Regions from separate parts of the Homo sapiens genome. Here region 1 is linked to region 2. A link is a contact called in ENCODE Hi-C or POLR2A ChIA-PET data. All regions are on one chromosome and are shown on one strand. The core of a region is the stretch at or near the end of the contact, and the rest is flanking DNA. Distances in the headings are between cores, read along the strand shown.

Region 1 (6,322 bases), core at 142-2,641, 400 kb after region 2:
GTTACTCAGCCTCTTTGTCTCAGTTTCTCCACAAGTAAAGTGGGCTTGAGATGAGGACAAAGTCAAACAGTGCATCCCAGGGTCTGGACAGGAGCAGCCATGAGTGGGGTGGTGTCTGCAGGATGAGACCCTCACACTCTGGGAGGCTTCAGCCTTGCTGGGACAGCAGGTACTCTTCGACTGAATCCCCTCTAATTTTTGTCCAAACCATCTAAAGATTTGGGCCATGGTGTTCTTTCCCACAGCCCTCCCAAGGACAGGCAGAGGACAGCTGCTAGAGAAGGGAGTGGCATGGGTCAGCTTGCCTAGAAGTCAGAGGGATGCAGGGGGCAGAGATGGGGAAGGCTGAAGTGCCTATGGGCTTCCTTGGTCTGGCCAGGACCTTGGCTTGGCCCCTGAAAATGGCCCAGCAAGAATTTCCAGGCTGGACACGATGGCAAAGCTGAGAGGTAGCAAGAGCCTGGTGTTTACCGCATAGCCAGGAGCAGCAGTGGGAGGCAAGCGGGGGAGGGGAATGGGGTTGGGGAGTCTGTTGTTCTTTTAAATTAAAAATAAGTTCCACATGTTGATGGTCCCCGAGGAACACGGACTCGGCATTGAAGGCCCTGGCAGCCATGTGAAAGCAGGCCCTTGGGAGGACAGGTCTTAGGGAGAACAAGGCACCAAGTATTTCATCAGTTGTCTGAGTCGTTAGAGGAAAACAATATTCCGTGAGTCCCCTGGCACACAACGCCATCAGGACATGAGGCTGGAAGGAAGTAAGAAGAGAGCCTTCCAGAAACCCTAGACAGGATGCTCCTCAGTGATGAGGTTGGGGAGAGAGAGAGAAGTTCCTAGAAACAGGAGCAATAGTGGCTGCTCCACAGCCCCCAAGGCCCTTTGCCCCACTGGCCACCAGTAATGAGACTGGACCTGGTCTCCACAGACACTTTCAGAGGCTGCCCACCCCTTCTCCCCTCCTGCCAGGATAGAGCCCAAACCCCTCATCTGGCCCCCAAAGCCCTTCAATAGGGAAGCAAAAACCACAGTGAGAGGAGCATGGTTCCAGAGCTGACATGCCCAGTAGGACGCCGGCTCCAGGGGCTGCTGGGTGGCCGCTTTCCCTTCAGGGGATCCACTTCTTCAGCCATGTGGGCATCATGGTGGTGAATCCTTCCCATTGAGTCCTTGTCATGAGCACTGAGTGGCAGGACACCCACGGCTTGTAGAATGCTGCCTGGCACATATAAGTCATATAAGTGCTCATTAGCACACAGTAAGTGCTCATTAGCAAAAGCTTCTAGGATTAGCTTTCTAGGCTTTTCTGCACGCCCAGCGATGTCGCATGCACAGGTTGCCTCTGTTGGCAAGTTCATAAAGATATCACAAACCACATTCTGAGGATACGCCAGGCAGGGGACAAACACACAACAAACGTCATCTTATGCCATTCCTTTGCAAGGTAGGTCCCCTTTCACTTGCCAGAAAACAGGGTCCAGAAGTGGAAGCGGCTTGAGCAAGGCCACATGGCCAGAAAGCTGTGAAACCAAGATCTGAACCCAAGACTAAATCTTCTTATCCACTTCCCTTTTTCACCTCCTCCTCAAATGACTTTCTCTGCCCCGTCACCACTGCCATACCCATGAGCACCTCCCCCACTCAATTGTCCTGGCCCACTCCAAGGCCAACCCCACCTGGAGCCATCTTGGTTCACTCAACTGGAACTGGGTGTCATTCTTCAGCTCCTCCACTGGCTTTGCCCTCCTCCATCTTGCACTACAGTCTCCTGGAGCTGTGTCTGGCTTCCTTCCAAGAAAAGGACCCCCTGGCAGGTAGCTGGCACCCAACCCATAGTGTTTAGTGGAATTAGGAATCACATGAGTCTCATGGTCTCAGAGGGCCGCACTCTGCTGTTGTCCATGGGTGCCACAGACTCTTCCAGAAGAGCCACTTCCACAGATGCAACAGGCCTTTTGAAGGAGCCCAGTTCTCAGCATGAGCCAGGATGGTCAAGGTGAGAAACCTATGAGCCCACACTTCTCATTTCCTTAGAATTTCTTGGACTCTGTGAAGAGGAAGGAAAGGAAGAAAAAGAGAGGCAAGGAGGAGAAGAAAGAACAAAAGAAAGAGAAAGAAGATGAGGGAGAGCAGACACAAGGGCAAAGACACAGCAGGAGGGAGTGAGAACAAGAGAGTCAAGAGGAAAAGACACAGCGAGAGAGACAAAGCAGCCTCCGACTGCGGACGCGCCAGCAGCTCATGCACCCCCAAGAAACCCGGACCTAACACCAAGCTTCGGTCAGCCTTGAGCTGGGAGCCTGGGGGGCTCTGGCTTGGCTACAGAGGAGAAAATCACCCCAAGTTCTCAGTCAAGGGGGGTACCAAGCCAAGGGGAGCGTGCATGGCAGGGAGGCTCAAGCCAACGTGTGGCCTCCTCACGCAGCACTGCAAGGACGCATGGAGCATTGATTCCCAGCATGGCATTCCCAATCAGAAATAGCCAATACCCAAACCTCTTAAAGCTCCTGCCTCTAATAGCAGCATTTCTTCCACTGTCATCAGTGGTAACACACTGATCTATAAAAGGTTTTAAAAGTGCTACAAATAGCTCCTCCAGTCCCCTGAAGTCAAGCTTATTGGGGGAAATGGCTGACTTGATTGCTCCCTGCACAGTGGCATCTGGATGTGATGAACAGAGTGAGCTCATCTCAGGACTTTTAGGGCAGCCTGGGTACTTCCGGAGTTGGGTGGAGAGCCCCCTGGGCTAGCGGCTGCCTGGCCACTGTCCCTCTGCCCTTCACTTCCTTCCTCTCTGGGGTGGGACAAGGGCGAGGCAAGCAAGGTATCATATTTAAGGTGGCACTCACTCACAAGGGGTGCTGGCACAGGGTTGGACTCTGAAGGTGAGCGCCCCCTTAAATTAGTACCCTGGGCATCTCACTTGAGTGGGAGAGAAGGAACACAGGGCTCTGCCCACATGGCCTCACTTTCCTCATCCATAAAATGGGATCACCTATCCCCATCTTGGCAGCTATTTATTGACCTCGTACATTGCACCAGATACTGTTCCAGGTGCTGGGTTTCCAGAGACAGGAAGTACATCTGCACTCAGAGCTCACAGTCCGGTGGAGCAGGCAGAGGGAGGGAGGGACCCCAGCCAAGCACCACTGTGTTGCATGTGAACTCCAGTTTAATAGGTCCAATGACTGCCAGGTGGCCAGGGATACAGGCTGGTGCCAACATCTGTAAAGCATGTGGGAAGGGTGGGGAAACCGTGTCCCAGCAGTGATAGAAAAATGCAGGGACACCGGCTGAGGGGAAGCCAGTGAGGCCGGGCTGCAGAGGGGGAGGGCAGGGCAGGTCACGCCACCCAGGAAGGTGGGCCTGCCTTGGGTCACACTGAGACGTGCAACTTAGGGGCCCTCTCCGCTGTCACCCTTAAGGCTCACAGCCACTAGGCCACTTCCCAAACAATCTGTGATCTGGACAATTCTGAGCTGTGTCTCATCCAAACCTACCTCTCCCGTGTCACTGGGTGCCTAGTCTCTTGCTAAGTGTTGGCAACACATTTTTACCTACACTAAAGAGTCATTATGCTGCTACTATTTCTTCTAGAAAACATAGGTCCATTTTCAACAGGGCAGGCTTTCTGCCTGCTCTCTCGTCTCCAAAGGAGGCCCCTAATGATGGAGATGTAAGTCTGGTCTGGGCTCAGCCAAGAGCAGAGGACTCACGTTTACCATGCTCTTCCCAGCTCCCTGGCCCTCAAGGATGTTTCCAAACTTGCTCTTCTTTTCCGAGCCGGCCTCCATCCTGCTGGTGGGCACGTTAACACCAGCTGACAGATAACAGGCATGCACGTGGAATCACACCTTCCTGCTTTCTGAGGATGGACAAGAGTCTGGGGCTGGTGCTCCATGACATCTTCCTCTAGAAGCTTCTGGGCCGCATCTAGAAGAACAACCCATCAGGAGGAGAGAATCAAGATCCACCCTCCCGATCACAGCCTACAGGTTCATCTCTGCAAGCGCACCTCTCACCGCCTCCCCCTGCTCTCCAGCCCTGCCGACCTCCCTAGAATATGGAAGCACGTTCCTGCCCCAGGGCCTCGGCTCGGGCTGCTCCCTCTGCTCAGATGCCCTCTTTCAGCAGCTCTCCCAGTTGCTCTTTCTTGCACCATTGCACCTACTTTTCTGCCTTGCTGTTCACACGAGCCTTCACTCAGCATGCATCTGCTGAGTGCTTACTGTATGCAAGCCCTGTACTCAACACAGAGACGCAGCAAGATCAGCATGGCTCTGACCATATGGGGTTTGATTCAGTACACAAATAAGCGTGGATGGTCATTCCAGGCAGTCCTAGTAGCTCTGAAAACACATGAAGCACGGCCCCTTGATGTCGGCTCTGCTTCTTCTTATTTGTCTGTTTCTGTTTGCTGTCTGCCCTCCCCCTGGACCGTCAGCTTCATGAGGTCGGGGGTTGGTGCTGCCATTTTCTCTCTAGAAGCTTCTGGACCATGCCCAGAAGAGCAACCCATTGTGGAGGGTGGCTGCCCCTGGTGGGGATGGGGGCAACTTTTCCCATGAAGAGCCTCCCAGAGTCTCAGGCCTCAAGCAAGGCCAGAGAGGCCCCACTGCCCGCATCTGGGGGACACCCCAGAGACATGGACTGGAAATGGTTCGAGCCTGGCCCACAGCCCACGGAGCTTCTGAGAAGAGCAGTGCTGGGAGCACATCTGTCTGCCCTCGGACCCCCGGGTTCCAGCTGGGCACAGCGTCCACTGGCTCTTCAATCCCTTTCCCATCGTCCTCAAGGAGAGGAGAGTTTAATTCCACAACGGCCCGAAGCATAGGTGTGGGTGACTCAGAGCGGGCGGATGAGAACAGGAGGCCAGCAGGGATTCCGGCTGAGTGCGGCCCCCGCAGCCTCCGGCTCAGCCAGTGACTCACTCCAGACACTGCGTGAGTCAGCGGCTCTGCGGCTCTGGCCAGCTCTGACGCCCTCCGCACACTAATGAGACCCCAGCAGGACAGAGTACATGGAGGATGGGGCGCTCAGGCAGAGGGCACGGGAGGGCACACACCCCCCAAATGCACACACGTGTGTGCACACAGTTCACACAATCACACGCTATCACACACACTCGTACACAGGTGCACACACACACTTTCCAGTGCACACATGCATGTGCACACAGTATACACACACATCACACGCTATCACACACACTCGTACACACATGTGCACACACACCCTCCAATGTACATACTCATGCGCATGGTTCACACACACTTCACACACACTATCACACTCACTTGTACACAGGTGCACACACACACCCTCCAATGCACACACTCATGCACACAGTTCACACACACTTCACACACTATCCCACGCACTGGTACATACACACATGCACACACACCCTCCAATACACACACACGTGCACACAGTATACACACATCACACACTATCTCACACACTCATACACATGTGCACACACCCCCTCCAATGCACACGCATTACACACAGTTCACACACACTTACACCCACCCATATACACACATCACACACACTCATACACACATTCACATCCACATTCACAAACACACCCTTGAATGCACACACTCATATGCACAGGGTTCACACCCACCTCCATGCACCCTCATACACACTCATGTTCACATCCACATTCACACACATGTGCATACACACCCACATCTACATCCACACTTACTATACACACATTCTCATATGCCTACACAGCCCCCTCCCTCTTTCCTTCCTTCCATCATCATTCCTTCCTTCCTTCTTTTCTTCTCTCCCTCTCCCCATGCCTTCCTCCTTTCCTTCCTGGTTAAGCACATGGGTTTTGGGACCAAGGTCATCCTACCCCAGCCCTGCCAACCAGCGATGTGACCACGGACGTGCGGCTGTGCAGCTCTGTCTGCCTTGACTCCTCATCTGTGAGACGTGGAGACTGTGAATGCCCCTTCCTAGGATGAGCCTCCATGTGAAGTGCTGATCGCAGCTGGACACACCACAGCACACAGCGTTGGCTCTGGCCCCTGTGGTCAGGATCAGTCACTGAGCTGTGCTTCCGACAACCGTCTGCTGGATGCACAGTCTGAGCTGCTCAGTCTGAGCTGCACAATCCTCCTCTTTGTAGACCCAGAGGCTGGGAGTAGAGACCACAGGTACACAGATGAGTTACACTCCAGACAACAAGTGAGCCACCGAGCTGGCACCAAGTGGGGTGGGCGTGGGAGGCACAGAAGGCTTGGGTTTGGGGGAAGAAAACCATAGGGGTAATGTGGAGGAAGGGTTGACAATGATAAACAAC
Region 2 (6,274 bases), core at 2,073-4,572:
TGCCAAATGGGGGCAGGTGGATTGCGAGGGGTATTCCAAGAAGAGTGTTCTAGGTGGAGGAGCTGCGTGTGCAAAGGCCCTGAGACAGGAAGTAGGGAATGCTCTGTTTTTCAAGGAACTATATAGAACACTAGGAGAGAAGGGGTGAGGAGTGAGTTGAGGACCAGATCCTGCAGGACCTTGCACAGGATTTTGGTTTAAAATGTAAAGAAAAGGGATTTGACCTTCTTGCCCCTAAAAAGGGGACCACTATAATCATGAAACAAATAAGACATTCTGTCATTTAATTGTAGATTCATTTGAGAACATCTTTTGCATACAAAGTAAAAGTCAGTTTATGGATCAAGCCAGTTGCTCAAGGCATTTGATGTTTGCTAAATAACATTAGAAAAAGCCAGGACAAAAACGATCTGTCATCCTGAGATTGAGTTAAACTTGTCACGCCCCTTGTTACTTCCTGGTGTGTCATTAGTTCGATATATGCCTTTGCTCTCCCTCAGTAACAATAAATGTATTGGATTTTTTTTAAGGGCCGAGAAGCAATGGAATGGGTAATACATAAATTAAATGCTGAGATTGAAGAACTGACAGCCTCAGCAAGAGGAACCATAAGGACTCCAATGGCAGCAGCAGCGTTTGCAGAGAAGTGATCGTGACAGTTGGTAGACAACATCGGGTACTCCAGGTCTCTCCAAACTGACTATATATTTATTTGTTATTTTAAAAATACAACTATATTTTGGGTAGTTTTTTTTTTTTTTTTTTTGATAAGTTGGTGTAAGGCTATGTGACTTGATCAAAACAGATGCAGGGCCTCTAAATAAAAGGGATCATCTGAAATTAATGTTGTTTGAAATTACTATCTGATTTTGAGGGTTCCAGTATTTCTGTGAAAATTCAACAAGAACTCCTTGGAAACTGGTATTGATATTCAGTCTCCTTAAGGTAGATTTTTCAAGCTTTTCATACATTGGAACTCCACCTGACTTTGGACCAACCCCAGAACAGAGCAGAGCCACCTCCTATAGACGCCCATTGCCCTGCTGCTGTACACTTCAGCAGCTTGCACAAGGGAGCTCACTTAAAAGGAGAAATTGTGTAGTTTTAAAATATATTTTGTGTAAAATACCTTACTATGCTATAAACCACCATTAAAAACCAGTGTTTTGATTTGGTACTTAAATATTTTTGGAGTGAAAATTATCACTAAAGTAACATGACTCCAACAAAAGTATGGTTTCATTATAAAAGAGTACTGTATTGATTTGCCCAAGTTTTGTAACTTAGTAAAGGTATTAACTTCCTTGGATTTGTACTTTGTGATTTAGTATGCTGTATCGTGGGCTGGTTATGTTAACTGAAAAAAATAAAGTCATTACCTGAGTTTTGCAGTGCTCTAACTTAAACAGAAGAACAGCTGTTCACATCTTTTAGCATTTTACATTTGCCTAACTTAAAAATTGCCATGTGTCAAAATCATGGTTTTGTAATTGCTAAGGCATGATATGTCAGGTTATTTGAATATAATTACTTTTTGAAGTAATTGTGACCACAAAACATCTTTTTTACATGAAGGAGCTGTGTATCATTTGAAATTACTCAAATGATGTCTTGCTCTGAGGCATAAATCCCAGGTACTTAGTGTTTTTAATAATATGGTGCCACTGCAGGATTTGGGGGCGGTGGGGAAGAACAAGCATAATGGTAGGGGGAGGCTTGGCCTGAAACTAACCACTGAGTGAATTGCACTGCAGGTTTTACTTAACGGGAATTCCTTATTTGGGATGTCAAGAGGGCAGCTGCAAACTGAAAAACAATCCAGTAAATGTACTTTGTTTTATGTATTGTAGCAGGCAATTAACTACTAAATAATAGCTTTGACATTTGCAATTGTTGCATAGAGACTATTTTTGCTAGAAGATGATTAGCTCTTGCCTTTATTTTACAGTGCTTAGTGTGATAAACTTCTAGTCATGTTTCCTATCCAAGAGACCAGTTAATATATGTACATAAACCACAGAAATAGTATAACACACTATTTTTAAATTATCGTTTTCCTACTTAAATTTTGTTTAGCTTAAGACTTCTTAGGACATTTGTAAAAGCAGGTTAAATTTAATAAGGTTTCTGATTTTTTTTTGTAACCGGAGATAGTTTTTACAAGTGAAATAACATTTCAGCTAAATAAAACATCGCTAAATAATTGATATTTGATGAAAATCTGCTTTGTATAATTTCTGTAAATTATCCTTGTTCTGAAAAAGGTGTAATGCCCTAATATTTTTAAATCCTTATCCTTTGATTTTTTAAAAACTGACCTATTGATAAAACTATAAATTTTCATTTTCCAGTGCAGTTAGTTACCTTTTTAAACATAAATGCACAACAAGCAAATGAATTTAAGAGAACTAAACTGGAATAAGTGTTCATAAATGAAACCCTTGGACTATTTAATAAAGTTGAAATGTGAATTAAGGAAAACTTTTGTTAATAAAAACTTTCTTTTAAGTGATGTTTTTCCTGATTATAATTTCTTTTTAGTAATTAAAGGTGAAGGGCAAAGGCTTTTTTTTCTTTATGAGAGAAACACTTTAATTCCTAGACTGTGAGCCTTCACTGCGTTGGGTTAGTTTCTCTAAATCACAGGCTCTGAGATGAGCATTTTCCCGGCCGCCTGGCAGTTCCCTGTGCCTCCAGTGGGTTTTCCTCACATTTTTCTTCCCATCCATTCCGGGCAACAGTGACAACTGTTGCCTTACCCTCCGTCTTGTCGCACATCGGAAGCAGGTCCTAGAACTACAGAAAACGCTAGGGGGTCCTCCACTGGGTTTCCAGGGTTTAGTGTCACTCCGAGAAAGGGGGTGCCCTAAGAGCCTTTCTAAATCTCAGCTCTCAGGACACGCTTGTCTGTCCACAGATTTAAAAAAGCCGGCGCCGTTTCCCTGAAGCGGGCGCAAAGCCAGGCCCTCGGGGCGGCCGTGCCCGCGCCGCCTCGCGTCCTCGCTTCCCGAAAGCACGCGGCTCAGTGGTCCTTAGCGAGCGGGGACACCCCGGCCTTCTTGCCCCCGTCGTCCCCGCCGGGGTAATACGGAAGGTCGGGGGACACACGCCCCGGGAGCTCTTGGAGCCAATAGGTGGGCGCGGCCGGCCGGCCCGCCCCGGGATTGGCACCCGCAGTCCAGACCGCGCGCGCCCATTGGCTCCCGGCGCCGGGGGGCTTCCGCGGCAGGGCAGCAGGGGCCGTGCTCAGGGGCGGGGCCGGGTAGGAGGCGGTGATTGGCAGGTCCGCACGCCCCGCCTCTTCCGCTTCTGTGGTCTGATCTTCCTGCGGCTGAACCGCCCGGCTGAGCCGACATTGCCGGCGTCTTGGCGATTCGGCCCGACGAGCTCCGCTTTCGCTACAGCATGGTGGCCTACTGGAGACAGGCTGGACTCAGGTAGGCCCAGGCCTCCAGAGGGAAGGGCTTCGCGAGCCGGCCCGCGCGCATCCCGGTGCCCAGAGGTCATGCAGGACACAGAGCAGCGGCCCCACGCGTGACCGGGGTTGGGCCAAGCCTCGGGCGTCGCCGCCAAGATGGCGTCGCTGTGGGCAAAGCGCTCAGGCGGGCGCGGCCTCGACCTCGCGTGGGAGCGCGTCTGTGTCCTGCCTCGCTTCCCGACGGTGCGGCCCAGCACCCACAGAGTGCCCCTGGACACCTTTGTGAATGGCAGGTTTCTCGAGAGAGAGGCCAGCTCTTATTTAGCAAACCTTTTTCTTCTAGAATGGTGCTGGAGCCAGGTGGTGAAAGTAGTACAGTCACATCCACCTCGGGAAACAGGAGATTTCTCTCCACGTGACCGCCGTTAGCAGCTTTGACCTTTAATCCAGCATCGAGGTGGAGCCTTTTACAACTTTACACATTTTTTTTTTAAACTTTTAAGTCCTGTTGATTTCAGGTTTCCTTATGTCTAAAAGGGGTGAAAGCCATAACTGTCGAGAGCCCCTCACAAAGATGAGAGGTGGCTCCTGGAAAGCTCAAATATGGAACCCACTTGAGGACATGGTGTCTCATAGTGGAACCGCAAACCATTGGTCTAGCTGTCACATCCGATTTTTTTTTACCCGTGCACCTGAGTGAGCAGAAGTACCTTGCTCTAGGTGACACACCTTGTTAGTTGACTGGATGGTGTAGCACTTTACATTTTGTGGGTACACTACAGCGGAGCTTCCCGACTTGCTGAGGTCAAGCCAGCGAAGTCTTGTAGAATTGGAAGGATGGAAGGATGATAGTCCCAGTAGTAGATACCGTTTATTAGGCAACCTACCCTGTGATCCATACTTTTTCACACTTGTTTTTCCTCCTCCCAGCTATCAGCAGGACAGGTATTATTGTCCTTTTATTCTGTTGTTTTTTTCAGGTGAGTGAGTAAACGTGCTGAAAAGGTTGAACAGCCTGAAGGTCACCCAGTTAGTAAGAATGGAAGCAGGCATTGGAACTCATACCTCTGAGTCCCCAAAATAAATTCTAAAACATGAGAAAATAGCACCCCTCCCCGCTTCCTGTTTTTCAAAAGTGGGAAAGGTGATCTGACATCTTTTGGAAACTACAGTGTTGATGGGAGTCCATCTACCAAACAGGAAGCAGGTTTTACAGTTTTGCTAGAATTGATGATGTTCTCTAAGCACTTTTCAGTTTGATTTAGAAATCTTCATTAGGAGGTTATTTTCAGTGGCAGACTTGTGAGACAGAATTCAGTATTCTCAGAGAAGAGTTTAAATAATTTAGAACGAATTGTTTTAATTCAAAATAGTTTTCTCTTATGTATACCTCATTTTCCAAGAATAATATAATTAAAGTTTTAAGGAGAGAAATCGAGGAGAGAATTCATGATTCATGTTATAGTCTCTAAACATTTCAGTCTCTTTTTTTCTATGCTGTGGGATTTTTAAAAACATTTATGCATCTTTCATTTTGAATTAATATACACTAAAGAGAAAACACAGTACAAAGAAGAAAAATCAAAGATCATCCATCCAAACACCAGTTAATACTTTGGTACATTTTTTTCTAGTTCTTTTTCTTTGTATAGATACTTTTTGGCATTAGTCATATTTTTAAATCCAATTCTACAATAAGGTACAACCAAACCAAAATAAAAAGTACAGGAAGAAAAGCGAAAACACAGTAACAGCTGTCTGGCTGGAATATTGATAATTAACCATATACCTTCTCTCATTTTCTCCCAGCTACATCCGATACTCCCAGATCTGTGCAAAAGCAGTGAGAGATGCACTGAAGACAGAATTCAAAGCAAATGCTGAGAAGACTTCTGGCAGCAACGTAAAAATTGTGAAAGTAAAGAAGGAATAATCTGTAAGTTATGGATTTATTTAGAAGAACAGTTGCATCTTAAGTTTTTGGAGCACCATAAAGATCAAAATAATTTTAGTTTTGGGTTCTATTCATTTTTTAGTCAGTGTATTTGGAAGTTAGTTATTGGGATGGTATAATTTAAAGCATGCAGGTTATAGAAGTCCCCTGGCCTAATAAAAAGAAAGTCTTCTTGGGCCCTGACAAGCAGAAGTAATTGGCACATTGATTTTCAGTTCATTTAGCAATGCTTAGGTAGAGAGCCATCGTATTTGAATTAAACCTGTTTCATTTGTCTGCACAAATCAAATAATTTGGAGGATGAACTCCCCACTTGTATAATTGCAATTGGAGTTACATAACAGTCCAAGAGCATGAAAAACTACAGTTCTTTACATTTTTATTTCCCCCACAACCACTAATGTTCTCACAAATCACTACTTCCCGAACATAATAACTACAGGCACAGGCAAGGGTCCTGCTGTTGTATCAAGCAATAAAATCTGCAAGACCCCGCAGCGAATACTGTTTTGCTAATTTATTATGCTTTCAGAGGGTTTGGTTCATTTTACTTTTCCAAAGATGTTGGTGATGTAAAGTTAAATTCTCGTGAAATAAAAAGGTCTGTACAGTTGATAAGTGTAGACTTTTGTGTTCCACATTATAAAAGTGGTTTGATCTCTAAAGTACTTTCTTGACATTGTTATTTCAAAAGTAGGCAAGGCAAATTATCAGAGAGATGTTTTTCAGATTTAATTTTTCTTGTTTTGCTTTTAAAAAGCTTCAGACCCATAATAGCACAGAAATGTGATAAATATTAATCCTTTGGCAGCTTATGGTTATGAGCAATTTTACTTATTGGAACTGTCTCCCCTAAGCACTTTTCATTTTCATTTTGAATTAGTAAATATTTTATTACAAGT

What was found. Hi-C counts contacts between places; a loop is a spot of excess contacts on that map. ChIA-PET counts read pairs that join two places held with the same protein, here RNA polymerase II (POLR2A). Pooled maps may share reads with other maps.
Region 1: a pooled map shows a loop between it and region 2 (2.7-fold over the local background). The contact joins the enhancer-like site here to the promoter of ATP5F1E in region 2. A Hi-C loop is called at or near these places in 1 of 50 pooled maps. POLR2A ChIA-PET finds 5 or more read pairs at or near these places in 3 of 52 experiments (A673, H1 and WTC11).

What each region holds. Positions count from the first base shown.
Region 1 is chr20:58,622,645-58,628,966 of GRCh38, reverse strand. No RefSeq gene overlaps it. Among named protein-coding and RNA genes, the nearest start is that of LINC01711, 9.0 kb to the left of the region's middle. RefSeq lists an enhancer at 4,760-5,054. Within about 2 kb of position 1,391, at least 2 of the 41 ENCODE cell types and tissues checked have a DNase peak (open chromatin) inside an H3K27ac peak, as active enhancers do.
Region 2 is chr20:59,029,383-59,035,656 of GRCh38, reverse strand. ATP5F1E (ATP synthase F1 subunit epsilon) reads left to right here and starts at 3,322. Exons shown (of 3, transcript NM_006886.4): 1 at 3,322-3,437; 2 at 5,228-5,354. The coding sequence starts at 3,406. The coding sequence ends at 5,351. It overlaps PRELID3B (PRELI domain containing 3B), which reads left to right. Exons shown (of 6, transcript NM_016045.3): 6 at 531-2,512. The coding sequence ends at 650. SLMO2-ATP5E (SLMO2-ATP5E readthrough) reads left to right here. Exons shown (of 6, transcript NR_037930.1): 4 at 531-685; 5 at 5,228-5,354. RefSeq lists a silencer at 3,079-3,368 and an enhancer at 3,389-3,528.